Regions from separate parts of the Homo sapiens genome. Here region 2 is linked to region 1. A link is a contact called in ENCODE Hi-C or POLR2A ChIA-PET data. All regions are on one chromosome and are shown on one strand. Each heading gives the region's core, a stretch centred on a gene start or an enhancer-like site at or near the end of the contact. The rest is flanking DNA. Distances are from core to core; before and after follow the strand shown. Region 1 has its middle 81 kb from the start of GRAMD2B. Region 2 holds the start of ALDH7A1 (aldehyde dehydrogenase 7 family member A1).

Region 1 (5,309 bases), core at 1,275-3,774:
CAGATGGGAAGCAAGAATTCTGCAAATGGGTTTTTAGTTGTAATAGTGAAACAGGGAATCTTCCCTGTCCCTTTTGCAGGCCTCACGACAGGACTGCCTCGCTTACTAGGCCCACAGCTCTCAATCCCTCGTGGGAGGGGGAGCATACGGGTGAGTGGGCGCAGGAGCCAGAGCAAGTGCTTCTGGGTGTTGACAGGAGCAAAGCTCCATGTGGGGCCCAGGACAATGACCAGTGGGGGAGTACCTGTGACCCCCAAAGCCCCAGAGGGCATGCGTTACAGTGAGTCATTTAGCTTTGCTGTCTGCAGACGGCTTAGGTGTTAAACAGCTCATTGGGCCTTCTGCCTTTTCATGAGGTGGTTGCTCTCCACCAGCGAGGACAGAGGGTCAGCGTGACAGCCTTTAACATCTGTACTGTGGCACCCGAGCTCTTGTTCAGTGTCCAGGAAAAATCAGGTCACACAAACAAATTGAAGGGAGGTGAATGCAGAGGATTTTCTTGCTGATGGAAGTGGCTCTCAGCTGGAAAGGGGATGGAGCGGGAGGATATTCCTCCCCTGAAGTCCAGCCACCCCCAGACAACTCTTCTCCGAAGTCCTGCTCCGCCATCAAGCCATCGCTCTGAAGTCAAGCTGCTTCTCTCGGACGTTCAGCCGTTTCTTCTCTTCTCCCCTTCTCTACTCTCTGCCAGTGGAGCCTGGGGTCTTTACGGGTGCAGGATGAGGGGTGGGGCAGGCCAGGAGTGGTTTCGGAAAAGGCAACATTTGAACAGGAAAACAAGGATGTAAAGTTCTCACTGTGGACCGCGGTTCCAGGCTTGAGGGTGGGGCCCTCGCTAGGCACCCCACCCTGCTCTGCCTCGAATTTCTCTGCCTCCTGTCCCTATCCATAGTGAGAGAAGCCGTTCCTACCTCCAAACTTGACTCCTGGGTCCATACATTCTGGCTAGATAAAGGGCACACAAATATTGGTTTCTGCTTCATAGCACCTACTGCATCCTCTAAGATAGAATTCCATGCGTCTGGGGTGCATCCCCTCATGGCCTGACAGCGTCTTCAGGAGGTCATGCCACTGCCCTAAGCCAGCAGCTTCTGGGTAATGGAGAATGTGGTAAAAACAGTGGATGCAAGTAGGCACAAGCCCACTGCTACACTTCTTTTGCTGTGAAATGACTTTCTTGATTAGAAGCAATATGATGTGGAATATGAAGTCACTATTGATAGCGCGTAAAGCAGAAACATTACAGTCAAGGAAGGCAGATCAATACCAAGAACATAGGTCTATCCCAAATAAGACAAATTTATTTCCCCAATGGGGAAACGTCCAATGTAATCACCTTGCCACCACATGGCTTGTTGATTTGCAGGGAAGTGGCACCAAATCCGGGCTCAGTGACAGTGCCTGCTGTTGCCACGTTAGGCACTCAGTCGAGTCAGCCTTCCTTAGGGGAAGTCTGTATGGGTGAATCCAGAACAAAACTTGGTAATAATCATATTTATTCTCTATTTAAAGATTAACATTTGGGCTGAGCCCAGTGACTCACACCTGTAATCCCAGCACTTTGAGAGGCCAAGGCAGGAGAATCACTTGAGCCCAGGAGTTAGAGGTCAGCCTAGGCAAAGAAAAAACCCATCTCTACAAAAAACACAAATATTAGCCGGGCATGGTGACACACGCCTGTAGTCCCAGCTACTCAGGAGGCTGAGGTGGGAAGATTGCTTGAGCCAAGGAGGTTGAGGCTGCAGTGAGCCATGATCATGCCACTACACTCCAGCCTGAGCAACAGAGTGAGTCCCTGTCTCAAAAAAAAAAAAAAAAAAAAAAAGCCAGGTGCAGTGGCTCATGCCTATAATCCCAGCACTTTGGGAGGCCGAGGTGGGCAGATCACCTAAGGTCAGGGGTTCGAGAACAGCCTGGCCAACATGGTGAAACCCCGTCTCTACTAAAAATACAAAAACTAGCATATGTGGTGGCACAGACCTATAGTCCAGCTACTAGGGTGACTGAGATGGGAGGATCGCTTGAACCTGGGAGGCAGAGGTTGCAGTGAGCCAAGATCACCATTGCACTCCAGCCTGGGTGACAGAGTGAGACTCCATCTAAAAAAAAAACACCAGAAAATTGACATTTGATTGAGTTATTTTAGATTGAAAACAAAGCAAAGACTCTATCACTTATAGCCACATTTCCAAAAAAAATTAAGATATTCACAGTCTGCCTGTCAACATTGGACTTGTTTAAAAGTTATTTGTTTAGTGATTGCTCAGTTAGGAAGTCATCAGAGCCAGTCAGCAGTCTGGAGGGTGTGAAAATATTTCCTGGATTGCTTGGTGTTAAATGGTTATGCTGACTACTTCAGGAGAGGACAGTGGTGAATGAGAAATCTGCATTTCCTCCACTGCACATTCTTTCACGGTTAAGACTGGCAAAGTCCCATTCAAGGGTTAAGCTCATCTATAGAAAATTAAGTCATTTCTTGCTAAACTGAGAAGAACAACAGTCATGTGATAATGCTGGGACTCTGACACAGTTGATCTGGGTAACGCTGCGTGGAGGATGTGATGTGCTGTCAGCTTTACAGACAAGCATATTGTGACCCAATTTGTTTGCCAGGCAGTTGTTCCAGAGAAGTAGTTTACTGATAGAAGAAAATTGACGGCAGAGTACTGATTGCACAATCAAAGCCAAGTGGCTGCTGAACCGAATAACATGTTATATAAATCCTAAAGTCACCCTAGAAAAAAAAATTAAATAACAGGGAGGAAAAGGGATTCACTCAGCAATGAAACACAAGGTGATTCCTACCTTCCTACCTGCCTCTCCTGGTCCACCAGTGACCTAGTGTGCCAAACCCAATAAATCGGTCTCCATCCTGGCTCAAACGACTCCCCAGGAACAGAATCCTTTTGGCAGTCTTGCTAAAAGAAGTGAATAAGCTTTGGGTCGACATACATATCCTTTTGCTGTCATTGTTTTTTTAACTCCTGGGAAACCTTAAAAGATACTGTCAATTGTATTTTATACCCTTTTGTATAATCAGTGTGTAGTATAGGATGTTGATACTTTCCCCTAACATTATTTTCTCTAACACTGCAACAAATTAAGCCCAAGGCAGTTCTGTCTCATAGGCTTGTGACTGCATTGATCCTACTGCCCAAACAGATTTTTGAATTAAGGTTTATAAAAAAAATGACTATATATGGATGCTTGGAGGGGCTTCAGCTCCCTTAGGTTACTTATCTTTTTCTTTCTATTTTCAATGTCTAGAATAATCTTAATTTCAAAGAAAAATGACATGAAAGCAGGTCTCCAAAATGACATGAATTTGGTGGTCATTTGGAATAACTATAAAGCCTTGAACAATTGGGTCATTTCTCCTTTTGAGGGGCAAAGTATTAAATTAGGTGGGAATTCAAACTCTACATCAAGTGCAGTCTCAAAAAAAAGGATCTTGGAAATATGTTCTCCCATGATGTAGTCAGGGAAGGAAAGAAAATGGCTGGGTTCACTCAGAACTAGAATCTTCCTTTTTTTTTTTTTTTTTAAGATGGAGTTTCACTCTTGTCACCCAGGCTGGAGTGCAATGGCGCGATCTCTGCTCACTGCAACCTCCACCTCCCGGGTTCAAGCAATTCCCCTGCCTCAGCCTCCCAGGTAGCTGGGACTACAGGTGTGCACCACTATGCCTGGCTAATTTTGTATTTTTATTAGAGATGGAGTTTCACCATGTTGGCCAGGCTGGTCTTGAACTGCTGATCTCAGGTAATCTGCCTGCCTTGGCCTCCCAAAGTGCTGGGATCACAGGCGTGAGCCACAAAGCCCGGTGCCATTATTTTTTTTATTTTTTATGTATTTTTATTTTATTTTATTTTTTACCAGGCTGGTGTGCAGTGGCTCAATCTTGGCTCACTGCAGACTCTCCCTCCAGGCCCAAGAGATCCTCCCACCTCAGTCTCCTGAATAGCTGGGACTACAAGTCCATGCTACCATGCCCAGCAAATTTCGGGTTTTGTTTTTGTTTTTCTTTTTGTTTGGTAGAGACAGGATCTAACTATTTTGCCCAGGCTATTCTTTTTTTTTTTTTTTTTTTTTTTTTTTTTTTTTTTTGAGACGGAGTCTCGCTCTGTCGCCCAGGTGGGACTGCGGACTGCAGTGGCGCAATCTCGGCTCACTGCAAGCTCCGCTTCCCGGGTTCACGCCATTCTCCTGCCTCAGCCTCCCGAGTAGCTGGGACTACAGGCGCCCGCCACCGCGCCCGGCTAATTTTTGCCCAGGCTATTCTTGAACTCCTGGGCTCAAGCAATCCTCCTGCCTCAGCCTCCCAAAGTATTGGGATCACAGGCGTGAGCCACTGTACCTGGCCTCCATTTTTATATGAAACCTTAATAAAGATTAAAGTTTGCTAAATTTTGTCTGAGGAAGTAGTGATGAATATGAAATGAGGACAACCATAAAACGCTTAAAGCATAAAACCATATTCTGACGATGGCACCTAGAGAGCTGGAACTGCATTTTCTCCAATACATGTAGGCACAATGGCTTAGGTAGATTTGTGTGAAAAGTGTCAGCTTTCTACTTGGTTCTCCTCCTGGTAAATATTTCCACGTGACCACACCAGCTACTCAAGTGAATGTGTAGAACCAGGCACATGGTCTTCCTGGAAACATAGGAAGTTCGACCATTTCTAAATCAGTATTTTTCTAGCCTTTTGTTCCAATACCTTCATGCTTTGTAAGACATCCTGTCACTTGGGTGAATTTTAATAAATCAGCCCATGATGTTTATAAAGGACAAAATATGTCACTCCCATCCCCTGCTTCCAACTTCACAAACAATACCTGAGACAGCAATATTAAGTAATTTTCCAGAGGCCAAGCAGCCACGATAGAACAATGGGGACTGACTTTAGGCCATTCTGCTTCCTTTCAACCTGGAAGCGTGTCACGCGGATGTTTATCCTCCTACATACCCATGCTATTTAGACTGGTTTGAGGAAATGAAAAAACATGGGACTTAGTTTTTCCTCCCATGAATTTGGTTTCTATTAAATATTTAGAATCATATAAACATTTTTATTTCATGTTTGAGAATATTATTTATTTCTTGGTATTTGGCACCAATAATGAATACAGCACCCAACAATAACTGGACACTGCAATAATCCAAAGACATCCTAATTTAAGCAGCCATCATACAACCTTCCCAAGGTTGAAACACTTGAAGGTATAAGTGCTCATTTTCCTAGGTATGCAAGTTTCACCTGCCTTGCCAGCTGTCACAGGTGCACTGCTCACCTGACTTGCTTTGGC
Region 2 (4,986 bases), core at 987-3,486, 91 kb after region 1:
GGCATATTAGAAATGCAGAACCTTGAGCTCCAACCCAGACTTCGGAAATCAGAAGCTTCATTCTAACAAAATCCTCAGGTACTTCAGAAGCACTGCCTTAAATGGCCCCCTGCCTAATCTTTCTACGCTTCACCTTTTCTATGGTTCTTTCCTTTTCACGCCCCCACCCAAGAGAGGACAGTCTCCCCCAGACAGTCCTAAATGACAAATGAAAAATAAACACATTATTCTCTTCATTTGTGATTTTATATTATTCTTGACCTGCCTAACTGGCTTCTGCCTCTAAAGAAAGCCTGCACAAACTCCTTGTGTATAATTTGAATTAAACACACACACACACACACACACACACACACACACACTCTTACCTGTCGGACTCTTGCTATTGGCTCGTTGTTAGCAGGGCAATAGGTCGTAATAACCTTAAAACAAAAGGATGATGATCATGTATAGAAAACGTAATCCCTTTTGAAGTAAGGGAATAGACCAAACGGGGAAGAAAAACAAGAGAGGAAAAAATGATATAATACCCAAACTCAAAAAGCTTAGGTTAACTTCTGTTACATATAAACCACTCTACAGAGGTTGTCTTTCATTTCTGACTTAAACATTAGAAACTACCTTTCTGCAAAACTCGCCTCTGACATCTCAATATTAGGCATATAAACAAAAGCCTTAACATAAGCAGTTATTTTGTCTCTTTTTCCATTAATAACAGACCAAACTGACTAGTTTTAGTTATTTCTTCTCTTCCTTACTCTGCCCACCCTCTGCTCAGAGATGAAATGGCCAAGGCAGGAAAACTGTTGGAAAGTCCCGTGTCCACACCAACTGGAGAGGTCTCAGGTCAACAATGAAAGGGAAAATCAAGGCACAGCTAAAAAGGCCTCCAAGAGCCTAATGATCAGATACCACACGGAAATCAGGATGAAACACCGAGGTCTGAGGAGCAATTAAAATTATCTGTATCTCCTACAGCCACTGATTACCAAAAGACGTGTTCCCTCTACCAAGGCAGGTTCATTATATAATATACAACGTCCAACAAAGTTTGTTAACTGTTACATAACATCCTCCTATAAAAAACTTTCTTTTAAAAAAAAATCTGGGCGATAATAACCTTACCTTTCCATTGTATTCTATAAAACATTGTTTTGAGCAGTAATGGGTATCAGGCGCGGTGTTAAGCCCTGGGCAATGGAGAAATGCTGAAAATCCAGTCCTCAAAGGAGTTCACAGCCCAACGTACAACATGGCAAGATTTCGGCACGTCCAAGCTTGCAAACTCCCAAAGAATTCAGGAAGGAAGATAACTTAAAACTACACTGAAGAACGTTACCTGCGGTGCACGTCACAGCTGAAGAGCCAGAGTTAAGCTCTAAATTAAGATCAGTTGCACCGCTCAGTGTGCCACATTTCTCACAAGACCATAGATCCCAAGACCATAAGGTTTTAATTTTTTTTTTTTTTTTTTTTTTTGAGACGGAATTTCGCTCTTGTTGCTCAGGCTGGAGTGCAATGGCACGATCTCGGCTCACTACGACCTCCACCTCCCGGGTTCAAGCGATTCTCCTGCCTCAGCCTCCCTAGTAGCTGGGATTACAGGCATGCGCCACCACGCCCGGCTATTTTGTATTTTTTTTAGTAGAGACAAGGTTTCTCCATGTCGGTCAGGCTGGTCTTGAACTCGCTACCTCAGGTGATCCGCCCGCCTAGGCCTCCCAAAGTGCTGGGATTACAGGGGTGAGCCACCGCGCCCGGTAGACCATAATGTTTTAAATATGCGCGGGAAGTTTAGCCCCTACAGCTCCAAAATGACGTCGATTCTGCATAGCACACAAGGACCTAAAATCTAAGTTTTTGTTTTAAAGGCACCCTACACGAGAAAACTTTTACTGTGGAGCTTCAAAATCTCCCATGCTACTACCGCATCCAGCGCCAGCGGGGAGTCGGTAGGTCAGTGCCCGCCCGGCCTCCTCGAGCGAGCCCCGGCGGCTGCAGAGATTTCTTGAGCGCCCGCGTACCTCTCCCCGGCCTCCCCAGCTTCCATTATACACGCCCTCGTTTTCCTCGCGGAGCCCCAGCTCTTTCAGCCACGCATACTGGGGCTGATTGATGAGGAGAGTGGACATGAAGGCGGCAGGCCTGCTCCAAGGTCCAGAGAGCTTGCTGGTCTTTGCAGCGTGCACACACAGCGCGCGAGGAAGGCGCCACATACTGAGCCCGGGACTCGGGATGAGCCCAAGGCCCTGAGAGCTGCTGAAATAGAGCCCCGCCCCCCGCCCGGGAGAACCCATTGGGCAGACCCGACCCCTCCCACTGGGCACGACCCCGCCACCGCCCCGTCTGCCCCTGGTCTTCCGGAGGAGCCTGCGGCTGAATCCTGCCTGGAACAATGGGAGTGCTACAGGGAGGAGTGGGCTGCTGCCATCTGGTGAAAGACTCCGGGAGCCACAGTTCCAGCTGGGAATTCTTTTCAGCAAAATATTGGCGCTGAAGTACAGTAGGCTATAGCAGGGGTTCTGAAACTGTAAAATGCGTGTAATGACCTGGTCGTCGTGGTAAATGCACATTCTGATTCAGTAAGTCTGGGCTAGGGTCGGAGAGCCGACATTCCTAACCAGCTCCTCAGCGATGGTGACGCCTCTTGTCCCTGGAGTAGGCAACGGAGGGTTTGTATTGGGGGGCGGGGGAAGGGTTGGTTGTTTTCACTGTTTTGGTAGATTACAAATTAAAGTTTTCTAATTAATGATAAATATTAGATTGCTGCATTTCCTCTATAAATATCCTGCCTGGGTATATTCTTACTTTTTTTTTTTTTTTTTTTTTTTGGAAACGGAGTTTCGCTCTTCTTGCCCAAGCTAGAGTGCAACGGCGCGATCTCGGCTCACTGCAACCTCCGCCTACCGGGTTCAAGCGGATTCTCTTGCCTCAGCCTCCTGAGTAGCTGGGATTACAGGTGTGCACCACCACACCCGGCTAATTTTTTGTATTTTTAGGACAAACGGGGTTTCACCATGTTAGTCAGGCTGGTCTGGAACTCCTGACCTGAGATGATCTGCCCGCCTCAGCCTCCGAAAGTGCTGGGATTAGAGACATGAGCCACTGCGCCCGGCCTCTTACTTTTTTTTTTTTAAGATGGAGTCTCGCCCTATCGCCCAGGCTGGAGTGCAATGGCACGATCTCCACTCACTGCAACTTCAACCTCCCAGGTTCAAGTGATTCTCCTGCCTCAGCCTCCCCAGTAGCTGGGATTACAGGTGCACACCACCACACCAGCTAATTTTTGTATTTTTAGTAGAGACGGGGTTTCTCCCTGTTGGCCAGGCTGCTCTCGAACTCCTGACCTCGTGATCTGCCCGCCTCTGCCTCCCAAAGTGCTGGGATTACAGGCGTGAGCCACTGTGTCCGGCCTATTCTTACATTTTTTTTTTTTTTTTGAGACGTAGTCTCGCACTGTTGCCAGGGCTGGAGTCCAGTGGCGCAATCTCGGCTCACTGCAACCTCCGCCTCCCGGGTTCACGCGATTCTCCTTGCCTCAGCCTCCTGCGTAGCTGGGATTACAGGCGCCCACCACCACGCTTGGCCAATTTTTTGTATTTTGAGTAGAGAAGGGGTTTCACTATGTTGGCCAGACTGGTCTCGAATTCCTGACCTCGTGATCCGCCCACCTCAGCCTCCCAAAGTGCTGGGATTACAGGTGTGAGCCACCACGCCCAGCTCTTACTCTTAAAGAATAAAGACAGTTTTGATCAATTTCTTTCATTCTCCATTTCTGTCTTCCTACAATATCCTTTCCATTCATGCATGCCCCATCTCATTTCACAACAACTGGGCCTACCCTGTAAAACGGAAATACTAATATCTCAATCATCATTATTTGAACATGAGTTTAAAATATGCTTGCCCACGCTAGAGTGCAGTGGCAGGATCATGGCTTACTGAAGCCTCGACCTCCGAGGCTCTAGTGATCCTCCTACCTCAACCTCCCAAGTAGCTGGGACTACAGGCATGCCATCACACCCAGCTAATTTTTGAGGATTTTTTGTAGAGACAGGGTTCCCCCATGTTGCCCAGGCTGGTCCGCACCTCCTCGGCTCAAGGGATCTGCCTTGCGCCTCCCAAAGAGCTGGGATTACAGGCTTGAGCCACCACTCCTGGCCCCTTTCATCTCTGCATTCAAACATAAGCTTTATCTCTTCCACCCTTATAGTACAAATGATTTGAACAAACACTCTGCATGTATCAAGCAGCTACCAGAAACTGCAGTTAGTACTAGGCATACATGAATGATGCTTCCTTTTGTAAATGCTACAGTTTTTTCCTGTTAGGGCAAGGACCATCTCTGACTCATCTTTGCATTGCTCCACAGTTCCTAGCATTGTTCCAAGTTTACGCTCACTTACATGAGTATATGAACAAATGAACCAATGAATAACACCGTCGAAGGAGTTGCAATGCCCTATCTGACATTGGTAATCTCTATCAACAACCCTGCTGCTGTCTTCCATCTACACGGAGGACCATGGTGCTAATTTTTCTAATTTTAATTCTCAGACTTTATTTATTTATTTATTTATTTATTTAGAGACGGAGTCTCACTCTGTCCCCAGGCTGGAGTGCAGTGGTGCAATCTTGGCTCACCACAACCTCCGCCTCCCGGGTTCAAGTGATTCTCCTGCCTCAGCCTCCTGAGTAGCTGGGACTACAGGCACTCACCACCACACCTGGCTAATTTTTCAATTTTTAGTAGAGACAGGGTTTCACCACGTTGGCCAGGATGGTCTCGATCTCCTGACCTCGTGATCCGCCCGCCTTGGCCTCCCAAAGTGCTGGGATTACAGGCATGAGCCACCGCGCCCGGCTAATTCTCAGACATTTTAACTGATTCTCATCACTTTCTATCAGCCAACAAGATTATTTGTCCACATATCCCAAAACCACATTCTTCCTTCTCTTCTCTTCCATTCACTTCAACGAAATTAA

What was found. Hi-C counts contacts between places; a loop is a spot of excess contacts on that map. ChIA-PET counts read pairs that join two places held with the same protein, here RNA polymerase II (POLR2A). Pooled maps may share reads with other maps.
Region 2: a loop to region 1 is called in a pooled map, with 2.1 times the contacts of the local background. The contact joins the promoter of ALDH7A1 here to the enhancer-like site in region 1. A Hi-C loop is called at or near these places in 1 of 168 maps with a recorded cell type or tissue (naive thymus-derived CD4-positive, alpha-beta T cell), 1 of 37 single-sample maps with no recorded cell type and 8 of 50 pooled maps. POLR2A ChIA-PET finds 5 or more read pairs at or near these places in 6 of 52 experiments (BJ, IMR-90, MCF 10A and 2 more).

Annotation. Positions count from the first base shown.
Region 1 is chr5:126,501,372-126,506,680 of GRCh38, forward strand. No RefSeq gene overlaps it. Among named protein-coding and RNA genes, the nearest start is that of GRAMD2B, 81 kb to the left of the region's middle. Within about 2 kb of position 2,525, at least 10 of the 41 ENCODE cell types and tissues checked have a DNase peak (open chromatin) inside an H3K27ac peak, as active enhancers do.
Region 2 is chr5:126,592,983-126,597,968 of GRCh38, forward strand. ALDH7A1 (aldehyde dehydrogenase 7 family member A1) reads right to left here and starts at 2,237. Exons shown (of 18, transcript NM_001182.5): 1 at 2,025-2,237; 2 at 369-422. The coding sequence starts at 2,216. RefSeq lists a silencer at 4,541-4,704.